Regions from separate parts of the Homo sapiens genome. Here regions 2, 3, 4 and 5 are each linked to region 1. Evidence: chromatin contacts called from ENCODE Hi-C or POLR2A ChIA-PET data. All regions are on one chromosome and are shown on one strand. The core of a region is the stretch at or near the end of the contact, and the rest is flanking DNA. Distances in the headings are between cores, read along the strand shown.

Region 1 (2,992 bases), core at 493-2,992:
GGCACGAGCCGGAGGTGCGGCGTCCTGTCTGGAAATCACCGCCCAGTTCCTCCAGGGCTGTGGGTGCCTGGCTCCGAGTAAGAAGCTGAACAAGCAGCAGAGACCAAGAGGTTTCTGGAGCGCCGGGAGATGCACTCACGAGCGCCTGTGGGGGAAGAAAAGTGTGCCACGGATTTCCCGAGTCCCCAGGGCTCTCACTTTACCTCAGGGAAGGCTCTATGGGCGCCGATGGTGCCGTGGTCTTGTGTGGGCGGTTCCTGGGCACCCTGGAGCTCGGGCTGTGCCCCCGAAGCTGCCTGGTGCAGGCACCAGCACCTCTTGGTGTCCTAGGGGTGCGAACAGCAGAGAAGCTGAACTGCAGGTCTGGGCAGGGAGTCTATGCCCCCTGGAGCTCTGGCCAGCAAAGTCACAGGAATAACCCTCCTTCCCCTCATGTCAGCCCTCGGTCGCAGGGTGCGGTGTGGGGGCATCAGAGTGCTTCCCCGAGGCTGCACTCACCAGCTTCCCCCAAACACAACATCGATCTTTCCCGACTTTTAATCTTGTCTAGAGTCAAAAGCTGTTCAAAAATATTCAACTCCAAGGTCAACAGTTTTGTTCTTGCCACAAAAATGTCCTTATCCTTTATCCCAGCCACAAAGAATGTGAACAATTTGACTCAAGGTTCGTGGTGGCTGGAGGGTCCCCCAGGTCCCAGGGCAGCTCCCACCTGGCGCAGGGCTCCGGCCAATGCCTGGCCTGCAGTGTGGGCGGCGGCTGCTCTCGAGGTGCACCTGTCTCATGTGGACGGATCCTGTCTGGGGCCACCAAGCTCTGCCAGCCTGAGTCACGGTCTGATGAACCCCCTCTCTGGGCTCCGCTGGGGCCTTCTGATCCCAGCCTCCTCTGCAGGGATGGGCTCCCAATCCCGCCCTCACTTGGTTCCCATGCACAGCCGAGGTCAGTGAGACCCTGGAGGCCGCGGGAGATGGGGTGGAGGGGATGGTGGGGCAGGGGGTGCTGGGGGGTTTGGGGGTGCTGTGGCCCCGGGGCAGGGGGTGCTGGGGGGTTTGGGGTGCTGTGGCCCCACCTGCACTCCCTGCCTCACTGGGACAGCACAGGAGACAGGCTTCTCCTGCAGCTCAGAGGTGGGGGCCTAGTGTAGCTGCAGGTTGTGACTGAGGAGGGCAGGGTCAGAGCATTGCCCTGGGCAGGGGTCCGTTGAGACTGGCCCCACCTTATTAGCTTGGGACCTTGGGTTACAGGGAGTCTCCTCCTGCCTCAGTTTCTACATTTCACACAGCAGCACTGCTCACAAGAGCTCCCAAGCAGAGGCAACTACTGAGTGGGGGAGGGACACAGTCCGTCCACATGGGGCCAACGGCCACAAAGAGAGGAAGGGACATGGGTGACGGTCCGTCCACGTGGGGTCACCGGCCACGGAGAGAGGAAGGGACATGGGTGACGGTCCGTCCACGTGGGGTCACCGGCCACGGAGAGAGGAAGGGACATGGGTGACGGTCCGTCCACATGGGGTCACCGGCCACGGAGAGAGGAAGGGACATGGGTGATATGGTTTTGCTGTGTCCCCACCCAAATCTCAACTTGAATTGTATTTCCCAGAATTCCTGCGCGTTGTGGGAGGGACCCAGCGGGAGGTAATTGAATCATGGTGGCTGGTCTTTCCCGTGCTATTCTCGTGATAGTGAGTAAGTCTCACGAGATCTGACTGGTTGATCAGGATTTCCGCTTTTGCTTCTTCCTCATTTTCTCTTGCTCCTGCCGTGTAAGAAGTGCCTTTTGCCTCCCACCGTGATTCTGAGGCCTCCCCAACCATGTGCAATTGTAAGTCCCGTTAAACCTCTTTTTTTCCCAGTCTCGGGTATGTCCTTATTAGCAGTGTGAAAACAGAATACTACAGTGGTCCATCCACACGCGGGTCTCACCCAGCCACAGAGAGGGAGAGGACGTGGCCCATCCACACGCGGGTCACCCGGCCACGGAGAGGAAGGAAGCTCTAACGGGTGCTGAGGCTGTAACACACAGTGCTCAGGGAAGGACACCAGACATGAAGACTGTGTTCTGTTTATATGCAGTGTCCAGAGAAGGCGTGTCCACAGACAGAAGCCGACTGGGAAAGGAGGTGCAGTCACTGCTCAGGGACACGGGTTCTTTTCGGGGAGGCAAGCGTGTTCGCAGCGTGTTCTGTATGGGGAGAGATGCAGTCACTGCTCAGGGACACGGGTTCTTTTCGGGGAGGCAAGCGTGTTTGCAGCGTGTTCTGGATGGGGAGAGGTGCAGTTACTGGTCAGGGACACGAGTTCTTTTCGGGGAGGCAAGCGTGTTTGCAGCGTGTTCTGGATGGGGAGAGGTGCAGTCACTGGTCAGGGATACGAGTTCTTTTCGGGGAGGCAAGTGTGTTCTAAGCGTGTTCTGGATGGGGAGAGGTGCAGTCACTGGTCAGGGACACGAGTTCTTGTGGGAAGAGGAGTGTCCGGGAGCCAGATGGCAGTGATGGGTGGACGGCCCCGTGGATGGACTGACCACCGACCCATGCTCTGCACTCATGAGGCGTGGCTATTGCTGTGTGAATCACATCTCCATGGAAACGGGAGTGGGAGAAACGGGCCCCAAGGATGTTGTGAAGATGGCCTTATGGGGCTGCACTGGTGACTTGGACAGTGCTGGCCACCGGCCCTGCTCAGTGAACAAGAGCCATGGTCATCACCCTCGCCACACAGAGCAGCTCCTCCTGCAGACTTGGGGACCCCGTGGCCACCAGACCCCGCGGTGGGAGCAGAGATGCCTCCGAAACTCTGGAGACCCACAGAGGCAGAAGAGGATTCCACGAGGCCGGGGCCCGTCAGCAGATCCTCAGACGGCGACACGCGCCACTTCCTTTTCTGTTTCCTAGACCTTTTAACTGATGGAATTCAGTAAGCAGAAAACGTGCTTGAAACAAGGGCACCATGGAGCGGACCCTCCCCCTCTCCCCTCGTGGAGTCCTTGACCC
Region 2 (3,059 bases), core at 432-2,931, 180 kb after region 1:
TCGGGGCAGCAACAACCTTTACCATTTATTACTCATTCAACAAACATGACTGAGCACCAGCACTCTCCTATGTCCCGGAGACAAAGCCTGGCATAGAGTTTCTACTGAACCTGCAGCCACCAAGAAAGACTAAACGAGGGCAGGTGTCAGCAGAAGCTGGAAGTGAGCAGTCCTGGTGCTGTAGTCGGCGTTGACTCAAAGTTAGTTAAGCAGGGGGTGGGGGCAAAGGGTGTCAAAGGCAGAAGAAATGGGAGGCACAAAGGTCCTGGGGCAGGTGGGACAGGGGTCCTGTGATTGGAGGGACAGGTCTCCCGGGGCAGGAGTGACAGAAGCCTTAGGATTAGAGGGACGGGGGTGCTGGGGCAGGGGGGACAGATATCCTAGGATTGGAGGTCAGAAGCTCCCAGAAGGAGCCGGCTCTGTTGCACACAGAAGACAGGTTTTCTGAGTAGGAGACTGACTGGAGGTTGGGAGGGCTCTCATGTGGGACTTGCCCTTAAGTCAGGAGTCAGGGGGACAGTGGCCTTCTCTAGGGGACGGGCCTTCTGCACTCATCTGGGGAGGATTTGGGCTCCAGGTTTCTGGTGAACAGCTGAGGTCTTATTTACAGAGGCCAGGAGCCTCCCGCCTTGCACCCGGCACATGTGTATAGGTCTCGGACTGGACGCCCCCGTGCATGGCTGTGATCCCCCATGGAGGGCGTCCTGGCCATCATCCCAGGCTCGGCCCTGCCACCAGGAGCAGCCTTCAGAAAGGTCTCCCCAGCTGGTGAGAGCCTGGCCTGGCAGTGGCCTCAGGGGAATCGGGCTCTGAGGAAGTCAGTGGGAATGAACAGCTGGGAACAGGCGGCTGAAACTAGGGAATTATTGGGAATCTATGTGAAGGGCTGGAGGTGCTTCCAGGACATGTCCACACTGCTTCCTTCGAGGGACGGTCTCAGGGCCAGGTTCCGGCCATCCCCCTCAGTCAGCAGGCATTGAGCCCACACCCTCCTCTTCCCATCTCCCCCTCTTCCCAACCCTTCTCTTCCCAGCCCTCCTCTTCCCAGCCCTCCTCTTCCCATGCCCTCCTCTTCAAATTACTCTCCAAACTTATGCCTTTTGCAGGATCTGTCTGGACTGCCTGTGAATAACATGCTAGTAAAATTCTGCCAATGGTAAGGAACATGCGTCAACTTTGGCACGAGGCCCAGGGACTGTGCCTTCCCTGCAACTGTTCTATGACCCTCATGCTGCAGTCGGGGCACAGAAGGCTTGTCCCAGCCAGCATGTGTCAGGGTACGGGGTCAGCCTCAGGATGGCACGGACGGCGGGGTCACTGGCTGAAGGGGCACTGAGTCACCAGGGAGAACGTGGCCAGCGGCCGACTCTGGGAGGCCACCACACAATGGTGACGCCACGGACACCTCTAGGGGATTCCCGCCAGAAATGCATCATCAGAACCTGCCACGTCGGCACATCCGACAAACCCACAGGGAGGGATGTCCAGAAAACCGAAGGCCTGCACGCCTCAAAGATGCCAAGGCCACCACACACAAAGAAAGGCTGGGAGTGTCCAGTGGGCCAGACGGAGGGGGCAGCAGAATGCAGCGCAGACTGGATCCAGAGGGGAAGGAACCACAGCCGGAAGAACGGGACTGGACAGCGGCAAACTCGAATGTGGTCGCGCCGGCGACGTGCGATGGTGGCTGCTGTGGTTTTGGGGACTGCACGGTGGGAAACACACTTGGAAGTGTTGATACATTCAGAAAAGCACGGGCGGGACCGTGAAGGGAGAAGGAACAAGTGTGACTGGGGAACGAGGCGACATGTGGGTCCGGGTCAAGCGTGACCGGGGAACGAGGCCACACGTGGGCCCGGGTCAAGCGTGACCGGGGAACGAGGCCACACACGGGTCTGGGTCAAGGGTGTGTGGAAAGTACTTGTTCTACTCGTGCAACTTCTATAAATTCAAAATTATATCAAAATAAAAAAGCTTCCAAAAGGAATTCCAGACGGTCCCAAGCCTGCTTCTGGGATGTCTTTGACAGAGGGCCCCTTGACATTGGGGACCCTGCGGGGGACGCCACCTGAAGCAGCTCAGGCCCCACCTTCCGGCAGGTTCCACCCCACCCCGGTGACCCCGGGCACAGAGAGTGTGGCTGCTTTGATGCGAGATTCCGACACAAACTCACCAGCACCTGGTGAACAACCCGAGTAACACGAAGACTCTGAGAAGCCTGGAGTGCAGTGGGTGGGGAAGGGTGAGCCCAGGGCCAGGTACGGGAAGAGAGCAGAGAAAACCTGGCCAGGCCTCAACCCGAAAGAGAGGCTTGGGGGCCCCACACTCACGTTTTTCATTTTGAAAGACTCCTCCTCCAGCTTCTCCACTGCCAGGATGTTCTCGATGGGAATGCTGTAGAGAGGCTGGTCCCCTGCAGCAGAGATGGACTGTCAGTGGGTGCGGGCCCCGCTGTCCCGGCTGGGGTCCGGGTGGGGCTGAGGGGTCTCTGCCGGGGGGTCTCCCAGGGGGTCTTTACCGGGGGGTCTCTGCCAGGGGGTCTCTACCGGGGGGTCTCTGCCAGGGGGTCTCTGCCAGGGGGTCTCTACCGGGGGTCTCTGCTGGGGGGGTCTCTGCCAGGGGGTCTCTGCCAGGGGTCTCTACCGGGGGTCTCTACCGGGGGGGGTCTCTGCCAGGGGGTCTCTGCTGGGGGGTCTCTGCTGGGGGGGGGTCTCTGCTGGGGGGGTCTCTGTCAGGGGATCTCTACCGGGGGGTCTCTGCTGGAGGGTCTCTGCTAGAGGGTCTCTGCTGGGGGGTTCTCTGCTGGGGGGGGGTCTCTGCCAGGAGGGTCTCTGCTGGGCGGTCTCTGTTGGGGTGGTCTCTGCCAGGAGGGTCTCTGCTGGGGGGGGTCTCTGTTGGGGGTGTCTCTGCTGGGGGTCTCTGCCAGCTGGGGGTCTCTGCTGGGGTGCCCTGGGCCGGAGGAGGTGCCCCATGTTCATCTCCTTGGGGATGATGGCTGAATCACTGACAGGCTGCAGGTGCGGGGGCTGAGGAAGCCTGGGACCCACCTGGCCCTGCCA
Region 3 (3,162 bases), core at 444-2,943, 150 kb after region 1:
TCCTCAACACCAGGGAGCTCTCCTGGAGCTGCTGGCCCCAGGTCTCTGCCTCCCTATCCAACACATGGCTATTGTGGGGTAAGTTCCCAGAAAAGCCTCCCAGGCTGGCCCTGCCAGGCAGCACAGGCGCTTTCCTGGTGGCTTTGGCTCTGCTTGTCTTGCGGTTTTCCATTTTTACCTCCTCAGCATGGTCTCCCAGATCAATCTCCACAAACACAGATGCTTTCTGCGAATGGAAACCACAGAGGTGTGGATGGCAGGCTTGGGTGAGCTGGAGAGGAACGTTGATTCCCTGGGAGGAACAGTGGCCCCTGGCCCTTGGGGCAGCCGGGGCAGACCCTGGTGATGACCATCAGGTCCCCAGATCCTGGCAATGCTGAACGAGGGCTCCTGGGACGCTGGGCAGAGCTGACGGCAGTATGGACTGTGAGGTGCCCATGTAGGAGAAGGATGTAGGAGGGATATGGCTTTCTCACCCCTCCCTACTCACCTCCCATCAGGGCCCTGAGACCCCAGAGGGTCTCCTCCAACCTCATCCTCTGAGAACTCGGGCCTCCAGGAGATGGGGCAATGCCCAGATCTTGGGGAGCCGGGCTGCTCCCACCCCAGCCCTGCTCGACAAGGCAGCACTCCTGCCCCACAGCCTGCCTGTGGGCCACACTCCACACCAAGGAGCAGGAGACCCCCCCCGGGATGTGAACGGCTTCAGCGGCTCAGGGTTTTGCTGTCCCAAGGCCTCCAACGGGGCACCTGGGCCAGCCCAGAACGTGTGTCTGATGGGAGCATTTGAGTCAACTCCAAGGGCAGTGTCTGGGGGTGGGTGAAGGACTTCCCAAGAGCCCTGGAATGAAAGCAAGGCCCGCCTGGCAAGCAGCGTGTCTGGTTGTGTTACCGTCCCCACCACACAGCTTGGAGGGAGAACAAAAGCCACTTTCCTTCACACGGTGCCACGTGAGAACCCCCACAGCATGACGTGTCCCTGGACAACACATCAAGCCTGGGGCTCTGGGTGTTTTCTGGGCCAAGGTCAAGCTGAGGGCACCTCCTCTCAGGGCCTCATACACCTTTAGTGACTGCACGTTTGGCAAGCAGGGGTCAGGCTGCCCTGGGATCGGGTAAAGAGTCTCAGAGCTTGGCCCCAAGCCTCTCTAGGGTAGCAGGGGCCCAGTCAGTCCAGCTTCACAGCCTGGCGCCTGCTGAGCTGACCCCCAGGCCACCGTCCCGGGCAGGTCCAGGCTCCGGCAGAACTCCCGCCTGGACAGGCCTCCCTTCTCACTTCTATTACTAAAGGGAAAAGCTCTTACCTCTTCTTCCTGAAGGTCATTTAGCTTTATGGACTCTGCCTCCTGTTCCTGTAAGACCAAAGAGGTTAAGTGAAGGCCGGGCTCCAAGGCAAGAGGAAAAAATGCACCGCTCCTCAGCGTGGCCCAACCTTGGCCTCCTGCAAGCCTCCGTCTGCGTGCTCGCCTTCCTGCACCTCCTGCATGCTGGCCTCCAAGTCGCTCTTCTCCCTCTCTGGGTCTTGTTTTCCACTCTCATGACCCAGCTTCCCAAGGGTGCTGAAGCTTTCCTTCTTGTCTTGTGCTAGGTTTTTCTGACTGCGGGAGGAGCAGGGAAAGTGGTTTGGAAGAGACGGCAGATAGCTGCGGGCAGCTCCTGGTCTCCTCTGGGTCTGTCTCCTTGGGCTTGAGGCTGGTGCCCCTGGGGTCTGGTGGGCACCTATGAGGTGCCCTGACCCAGCACAGAGTTCTGGCTCTGAAGGGCCCCACAGCCTGGCCCTCCTGGCTCCCTCTGCTGGCCCATCTTGCCTGGAAAACTTACCCTGTACAGCCAGGGTCTGGACTGGGATTACAGCCAACCTGGGCTTATTTTGGAAAGCAGGGTCTAACCTTGCTCAAAGAACCAAAATCTGATGAGAAGATGCAGCCACCCTGTCGCAGATCCACACTCCATGTGGATACCAAATGGGCCATGCTGGCCAGTAGGCTGGAGGGTCCACGGTTGGCCCTGCTGTTACTCGCACCAACCTCGTGACCCCTTCTGTGGTCTGCTATGGTGTGTGGCCAGGGGCAAGAGGAATGCAACAGGCAGTGAGGATGACAGGGGCTCCGCCACCATCTGCAATGGCGTTGACTTGGCCGAGGGTATTGACTGACTTGGCCAACGTGAGCAGACGCTTTCAGCTTTGCCACCCTAAAGGTGTGTGGTCTTCCCAGCTCAACTGCCCTCACCAAGGCCATCAGCTTCCCTGAGCTCTACGGAGTGGGAGGCTCCAGGCGCCGCACACATCCTGTCTAACACACGAACACTCACTCTCACCAACTGATTGCACCTTTGGCCGCTTCGGCGGCCGGACACCTTCCTTGGTCTCCACTCAACGGGAGCCATTTGTAAATAAGGGGGACTTGGCCCGTGCCTTGCCATGGTGCTGGTAAATCGACTTTGTTAGATCTGAGACAAATTTTTGAGGAATTCAATGACTTTTAAGTCTTCTTTGATGGCAGGAGGGTGAGTGGGTGGGAGAACCAGAGCTGGGTTAGAACGGGACGCGAGGTGCAGGGAGGCAAGAACTCGGCAGTACGAAGTGGGGATGTGCTGTCCAGGGCCCCACGCCCTCTCCCTAAAGGAGCACTCGAGTTGTTTACATCTAAGGTGGGCCCAGCAGTCCACTAGTGAGACGACGCCTCCTTCCCCAGAGGGCCATGGGGTGTCTACTGAGAGGGATGCAGCTGTGTGACCCTCAGGCCAGGGCCCGAGTCCTGAGGACACCACCCCGCTACAGGTGGGTCCTGTTCCCACGCTGAATTCCTCTCAAAATAAGGAGGATTTCCCAGCCCTCCCATCCAGGCCCTGCGCGGGGTCTTCGCAGGACCCAGGGCTCCCTCTGTCCCCTTCTAAGTGTCTACCTTGATGCCCGGGTACCACTCCCACACCCCACCCTCTCCTGTGTCCACCTCACTTTTCCCAGCTCCACCTTCACAAAGGCCAGCGTCGGACAGGCTGCTTACCAGCTGGCATCTTCCGCGTTACTGCTTGGGTCTTTCCCTTGATCTTCGGACTCTGGGGAGGAAGGACAGAGCCGTCAGCACCATTACACCGCAGCTACCGGAGCTCAGGACCTGCCCCAAGCCGCCCACAGCCACCCACAGCAGAGCTCAACTC
Region 4 (3,128 bases), core at 78-2,577, 240 kb after region 1:
CCTGTCTCAAAAAACCAAACACCTGCATCTCCTGCATCTTCAGAGCACAGTCCCGCCTGGAGGAGCCGCCGTCAGGCCCTCCTGCATCTTCACAGCACAGTCCCCAGGTGCAGCTGCTCCCCCCAACCTAATTCAGGCCCTGGTAAGCTTCACAAGGCCAAGGGGACGTTGGTCTCCACCAGGAAGACTATATGGCACGTCTAAATGTAAGAATCTGTGACAGACGTCGCTGAAGCCAATGCGAGGAGGCGCAGGTACCCAGGAGGCACAGGTACCCAGGAGGCACAGGTGCCCACACGGGCCTTGCCGGGGGAAGCACGACTTTGAAGATGGGGACGTCCACGTTTCAACGCTGCCTTGCCAGAGGCCAGTTCCCTCATCTCTCAGCCTCAGGACACCGCCCTCTCCACAGTGCAGCCTGCGGGCACAGAGGGCGCTCGGCTGGGGAAGGGCAGTGGCTCTGCCCCCAAAGCGGCCTCCCCAGGACACACCACTGCCTGGCTTGGAGGTTTCTTCCTCTGCCCTGCACAGTGAGACAAGCACATGGCAGGGCCTCCCACACACCAGGACCAAACAACGGGGAGCACTTTCGATGTCTTTGGCCCCCGCCAGGCGTGGCTCACTGGACCCAGAAACCACAGCGCTCTCTCTCTCCATGACTGTTTCAGCTGCCCATCCCCGTTCTAGACTGTGGGAATAGCAGCCAATGAAGCAAAGTCCTGGCCCCATGGAGCCAGCCAAAGAGCACACAGAACCACGAATGTCCAACGCGGGCAAGGCTGGCGGGGGCAGCACTGTGGCCTCGCTCGGGGGACAGGGAGGCTTACGGACGAGTGAGCGCTTGAACAGCGCTGTGGACGGTGAGGAGACCCGCAGGAGGACAAGGGAACGCATGAATGAGGCCATGGACGGCGCGGAGAGCGCAGGAGGGGTCTAGGCAGAGGGACACCAGGTGCGAAGGCCTCGAGGCAGCAGGGCTTGTGTGTGGTAAAGACGTAGGAGCAAGGAGAAGGCTGACGTGGCCTGGGCAGGGCACGGCAGGACCGGAGCATGCTGGGAGCCGAGGTCAGAGGTCAGGGTGCAGCCGAGGTCACGTGGTGCAGAGCAGACATTTCACCACAGCAGCTGGGAATATGCAGGCCCGTGCAAGACACTGGATGGACGGATGCACGGATGGGGCAGTGGGCATGCAGGGAGGAATCACCTGTCTCAGGTCAGCAGCCAGGAGCTGCCCAGACCTGGCACAGTGGACCAGGAAGGGAAGGTCACCCAAGCCTCCACAGGTGGGGCTTTCTGCAAGCAAGGTGCAGCGGTCAGCCCGAGAGGCCACGGTGCCGAGCAAATCCTGGTTGTCCTCATGGGGACGACAGGAATTCAGTTCTGGCAGAGCCAAGACTGCCGGGAAGCCAGAGGGGCTCCTGCAGGAGGTGACGGGCCTGCGGGGACGCGAAGGGCCAGGACCGGACACGCCCCGTTCCGCTCTGCTTCCAGTGAGGCGAGAGGCGGGCAGGACGCAGCTGGAGCCGCGCACGCCCGGAGCTCAGGCCAGGACTGTCCCCCAGCGCTGCGCTCGCCCGCGGTGGAGCTGCAGTGTTATCAGTGGTCAGCTCAAGTCCAGTGGCTTGAAAGGGAGGCAGAGGCCTCACCTTCCCTGAGGCTCCCTGTGAAGAGCAGGAGGCTGGGCCCTCGGGAAGACCCCAGCCAGGCTCTGCCACCTCCACAGCCGGGAGACGGGGCCTCCAAAGCCGGCAGACGGAGCCCCCACAGCCGGCAGACGGAGCCCCCCACAGCCGGCAGATGGAGCCCCCCACAGCCGGCAGACGGAGCCCCCCACAGCCGGCAGACGGAGCCCCCACAGCCGGCAGATGGAGCCTGGGCACTGCACACAGAGACATTTCTTCTTCCCGAGACCTCGCACAGAAATTACTCACTTAAAAGCACTTAGAGTTTTTTCATTTTTTCAGTGGCAAATATTTCGAGGGAATACCACAGAAATAGCCACACCAAAACCCAACTCAGTTCTCCCTTCTCCACCCCCGCCACGGCCGGGGACGCTGCCTCGATGCGCGGGGCTCCCTCCGCCATGGCCGGGGACGCTGCCTTGATGCGTGGGGCTTGGGTTCTTCAGGTCTCTTGATGTTTTTCCTCTTAGAACCGCAAACTACGGTTGCCTGAAAAGGTTTCTAAAAACCCCAGGCGCCCAGGCCCACCTCAGAGAACGGCTCTTTAAGGGTGATGGGTTATGAAACAGGAGCCCTTTGGGAGGCCAAGGTGGGTGGATCATGAGGTCAAGAGATTGAGAGCATCCTGGCCAACATGGTGAAACGCCGTCTCTACTAAAAATACAAAAAAAAAAAAAATTACTGGGCATGGCGGCAGGCGCCTGTAATCCCAGCTACTCAGGAGGCTGAGGCAGGAGAATCACTTGAACCTGGGAGGCGGAGGTTGCAGTGAACCGAGATCGCACCACTGCACTCCAGCCTGGGCGACAAAGCAAGACTCTGTCTCAAAAAAAAAAAAAAAAGAAAAAGAAAGAAAGAAATACGAGCTTTGAAATCTATACTAGCCATGGAGTCTAACACGATCCTTAAGCGAACTGCTCATTACAAAGCGTGGCAGGCTGCCTTCTCTCCAGAGGGTTTCTGGTGCCCTATCCACGGAGGCGGCAGTGGGATTCAGCCGTCACCTGTGCTTGCGGTGGTAACTCCATCTCAGACTCAACAGGGGACGTGTCTGCACAGAGCACACGGCGCAGGGGTTGGGCGGGGAGGACGGCAAGGTCAAGCCAGCTCAGGGGACATGGTGGGCAGGGGGCTCCAGATCCCACGGTGGGCAGAAAAGGCGGGGGTCGGACTGACGCCGTCCTGGACCATGTCCACGTCTGGGGTCTGCAGGTTCCATCTCCCTTTCCACTGTGCCTAACCTTACATCTATAACCTACATCCAGCAAGACACGATTTTCCACGATGAGTTGATTCGTAATTCCATTTATGTGCAAGTTTTTAGAATTTTCCTGTGGGTTTTTTTTTTACTTACTTATGATTTTAATTTTGTTTGCTTTAAAAAAAACACATGCATAGGAAAGAATGCTTCCTTTCATTTCAATTAAAAACAACAAATTGCTTTTT
Region 5 (2,956 bases), core at 90-2,589, 220 kb after region 1:
CTGCCTGTGTAGCTGTGTGTCCGCCTGTGTGTGCGGCTGTGTGTCTGCCTGTGTGCGTGCAACTGTGTGTCCATCTGTGTGTGGCTGTGTCCACCTGTGTGCATGCGACTGTGTGTCTACCTGTGTGTGCATGTGATTGTGTGTATCTGCTTGTATGTGTCCACCTGTGTGCATGTTCGCCTGTGTGTGCATGCAGCTGTGTGTGTCTGCCTGTCTGTGCATGTGGCTATGTGTCTGTGTGGGCGTGCGATTGTGTGTGCGTGTCCGTCTGTGTGCACACGGCTGTGTGTCTGCCTGTGTTTGCATGAAACTGTGTGTGTCTGCCTGTCGGTGTCTGCCTGTCTGTATGTGCATCTGCCTGTCTGTGTGTTTGGCTGTGTGTGTCCTTCTGTGTGTGTGTGCGACTATGTGTGCATGTCTGTCTGTGTGCAAGCAGCTGTGTGTGCATCTGCCTGTATGTGCATGCAACTCTGTGTGTGTCTACCTGTCTGTAGTGTGTGGCTGTGTGCATGTCCTTCTGTGTGTGTGCGCGACTGTGTCTGCCTGTCTGTGCGCGTGGCTGTGTGTCCACCTGTGTATGTGTGTTTGTCCGCCTGTCTGTACATGCGACTGTGTGTGCATGTCTGCCTGTGTGTGCACCGCCTGTGTGTATGTGTGACTGTGTCCACCTGTGTGTGTGTGCGGCTATGTGTGCCTACCTGTGTGTGCCGCTGTCCCTGTATTTGCTCCAGCCTGAATGGCAATGAATGGATGGGATAAACACAGACTCATCCATGCTTCAGGGGCTCTGCCTGGCCCGGCCCTTAGCTCTAGCTCCTGAGGCTCCGGGAAGGCCAAGGCGTGTTCCCCAGGGCTTGTCCCTGCCTGTGGGAGGGTGGGACAGACGGGCAGAATGCCTGGCGCTAAGACGTGGACGGCAGAACCGACAGCAGCCCTGCAGCACGTGGCCTGGTGCAGAACCTCGGATGGAGCAGGGACCTCGCTTAGGCCCCACCCACCTAAATGATTAAAAAACCTTCGAGTTCCTTCAAAAATATATCAGACACCTAGCCAGCCTTGAGTGGTAAATCACCTAACAAGCAAAATAAATAATAAAATAATAGCCAAAAAATTAGTCAGGAGATATTTATTCCCTATACAAGTTAAAAATAGCATCTTAACATATGTCCCTAAATTGTTTTTCAAAAACCGAGACCCTCACCAAACAGATCTACCAACACAGACCACAAATGCAGGGGGGATCACAGGCCCGAACCCTGAACCCGGCTCTATTCTGAATTTCTTCCTCAGGGGCCAGGAGGGGTCATGCCTGTGGGCCAGAGCCAACATTCTTTTCTGCTGATCTCAATTGTTTGGACAAAGCTTCTCCTCCTTAACCAATCACAAATCAAAAACGCTCTATATCCGACCCATGGGCCACACGTCGTGATGTCTGCCTTCTCAGGTCAAACTGACATACGGCCTCCATGTACTGATTTATGACTTTGCCACAACCTCAGCCTCCCCACCTTCTGAAACCCTTGCCTGTGAACCCTCGGGGTGCCTGGGTCGTGGGCGCAGCCTGCCCTGCCAGGGTGCACACCCCGAAGCCCCTGGTCAGGGAGTGGAACATAAAGCCCTTCAGCCCTCACTTGACACCGCGTCGGTGCAGCCCCACGGCACCCCCACACTTGATACTATGCCCCACGGCACCCCCACACTTGGCACCACGTTCCACGGCACCCCCACACTGACAACACGTCCCACGGCACCCCTACACTTGACACCACGTTCCATGGCACCCCCACACTGACACCACGCCCCACGGCACCCCCACACTGACACCACGCCCCACGGCACCCCCACACTGACACCACGCCCCACGGCACCCCCACACTTGATACCACGTTCCACGGCACCCCCACACTGACACCACACCCCACAGCACCCCCACACTTGATACCATGCCCCACAGCACCCCCACACTTGACACCACGTTCCACGGCACCCCCACACTGACACCACACCCCAAAGCACCCCCACACTTGATACCATGTTCCACGGCACCCCCACACTTGATACCACGTTCCACGGCACCCCCACACTGACACCACACCCCACAGCACCCCCACACTTGATACCATGCCCCACAGCACCCCCACACTTGACACCACGTTCCACGGAACCCCCGCACTGACACCACACCCCACGGCACCCCCACACTGACACCACGCCCCACGGCACCCCCACACTGACACCACGCCCCACAGCACCCCCACACTTGACACCACGTTCCACGGCACCCCCACACTTGACACCACGTTCCATGGCACCCCCACACTGACAACACGCCCCACGGCACCCCCACACTTGATACCACGTTCCACGGCACCCCCACACTGACACCACACCCCACAGCACCCCTACACTTGACACCACGTTCCATGGCACCCCCACACTTCATACCATGTTCCACGGCACCCCCACACTGACACCACGCCCCACGGCACCCCCACACTGACACCACGCCCCACGGCACCCCCACACTGACACCACGCCCCACGGCACCCCCACACTGACACCACGCCCCACGGCACCCCCGCACTGACACCACGTTCCACGGCACCCCACACTTCATACCACGTTCCACGGCACCCCCACACTTGACACCACGCCCCACGGAACCCCCACACTTGACACCACGTTCCACGGCACCCCCACACTGACACCACGCCCCACGGCACCCCCACACTTGACCCAGCGCTCACAGGGGGAATGGAACTGGGTCTGTGCTGCCCAGGCAGGTGTGGGAGGTGGGGCCTCCGCTGCTGTCCTGAGACTCTGGGGTCTGGAGGTTGGGTGTGGCCTTCCCGCCCTGTGGCTGCAGCCCCAGAGCAGGTCCTGAGGGGCCACAAGGATGTTGGGCCGGGAAGGTGGGCATGAACCCCACGCCAGCACTGTGGGCGGGGAAAACAGG

The links. Hi-C counts contacts between places; a loop is a spot of excess contacts on that map. ChIA-PET counts read pairs that join two places held with the same protein, here RNA polymerase II (POLR2A). Pooled maps may share reads with other maps.
Region 2: a loop to region 1 is called in a map of CD8-positive, alpha-beta T cell, with 5 times the contacts of the local background. The contact joins the enhancer-like site here to the promoter of GAS6-AS1 in region 1. A Hi-C loop is called at or near these places in 2 of 168 maps with a recorded cell type or tissue (CD8-positive, alpha-beta T cell and naive thymus-derived CD4-positive, alpha-beta T cell) and 5 of 50 pooled maps.
Region 3: a loop to region 1 is called in a pooled map, with 2.9 times the contacts of the local background. The contact joins the enhancer-like site here to the promoter of GAS6-AS1 in region 1. A Hi-C loop is called at or near these places in 3 of 37 single-sample maps with no recorded cell type and 10 of 50 pooled maps.
Region 4: a loop to region 1 is called in a map of astrocyte of the cerebellum, with 16 times the contacts of the local background. The contact joins the enhancer-like site here to the promoter of GAS6-AS1 in region 1. A Hi-C loop is called at or near these places in 5 of 168 maps with a recorded cell type or tissue (CD8-positive, alpha-beta T cell, astrocyte of the cerebellum, naive thymus-derived CD4-positive, alpha-beta T cell and 1 more), 5 of 37 single-sample maps with no recorded cell type and 15 of 50 pooled maps. POLR2A ChIA-PET finds 5 or more read pairs at or near these places in 2 of 52 experiments (AG04450 and Panc1).
Region 5: a map of IMR-90 shows a loop between it and region 1 (3-fold over the local background). The contact joins the enhancer-like site here to the promoter of GAS6-AS1 in region 1. A Hi-C loop is called at or near these places in 4 of 168 maps with a recorded cell type or tissue (IMR-90, OCI-LY7, chondrocyte and 1 more), 3 of 37 single-sample maps with no recorded cell type and 6 of 50 pooled maps. POLR2A ChIA-PET finds 5 or more read pairs at or near these places in 1 of 52 experiments (Panc1).

What each region holds. Positions count from the first base shown.
Region 1 is chr13:113,813,868-113,816,859 of GRCh38, forward strand. GAS6-AS1 (GAS6 antisense RNA 1) reads left to right here and starts at 1,743. Exons shown (of 5, transcript NR_044995.2): 1 at 1,743-1,824. It overlaps TMEM255B (transmembrane protein 255B), which reads left to right. Exons shown (of 9, transcript NM_182614.4): 9 at 1-2,992. RefSeq lists enhancers at 1,627-1,696, 1,747-1,986, 2,047-2,166.
Region 2 is chr13:113,997,255-114,000,313 of GRCh38, forward strand. RASA3 (RAS p21 protein activator 3) reads right to left here. Exons shown (of 24, transcript NM_007368.4): 20 at 2,331-2,413. Among named protein-coding and RNA genes, the nearest start is that of C13orf46, 25 kb to the left of the region's middle. Within about 2 kb of position 1,682, at least 13 of the 41 ENCODE cell types and tissues checked have a DNase peak (open chromatin) inside an H3K27ac peak, as active enhancers do.
Region 3 is chr13:113,967,163-113,970,324 of GRCh38, forward strand. C13orf46 (chromosome 13 open reading frame 46) reads right to left here. Exons shown (of 7, transcript NM_001365455.2): 2 at 3,009-3,060; 3 at 1,433-1,598; 4 at 1,305-1,352; 5 at 179-226. Among named protein-coding and RNA genes, the nearest start is that of C13orf46, 5.3 kb to the right of the region's middle. Within about 2 kb of position 1,694, at least 3 of the 41 ENCODE cell types and tissues checked have a DNase peak (open chromatin) inside an H3K27ac peak, as active enhancers do.
Region 4 is chr13:114,059,169-114,062,296 of GRCh38, forward strand. The region is part of intron 2 of RASA3 (RAS p21 protein activator 3); the gene reads right to left. Among named protein-coding and RNA genes, the nearest start is that of RASA3-IT1, 49 kb to the right of the region's middle. Within about 2 kb of position 1,328, at least 4 of the 41 ENCODE cell types and tissues checked have a DNase peak (open chromatin) inside an H3K27ac peak, as active enhancers do.
Region 5 is chr13:114,030,965-114,033,920 of GRCh38, forward strand. All of the region lies in intron 4 of RASA3 (RAS p21 protein activator 3), which reads right to left. Among named protein-coding and RNA genes, the nearest start is that of C13orf46, 58 kb to the left of the region's middle. RefSeq lists an enhancer at 227-1,168. Within about 2 kb of position 1,340, at least 4 of the 41 ENCODE cell types and tissues checked have a DNase peak (open chromatin) inside an H3K27ac peak, as active enhancers do.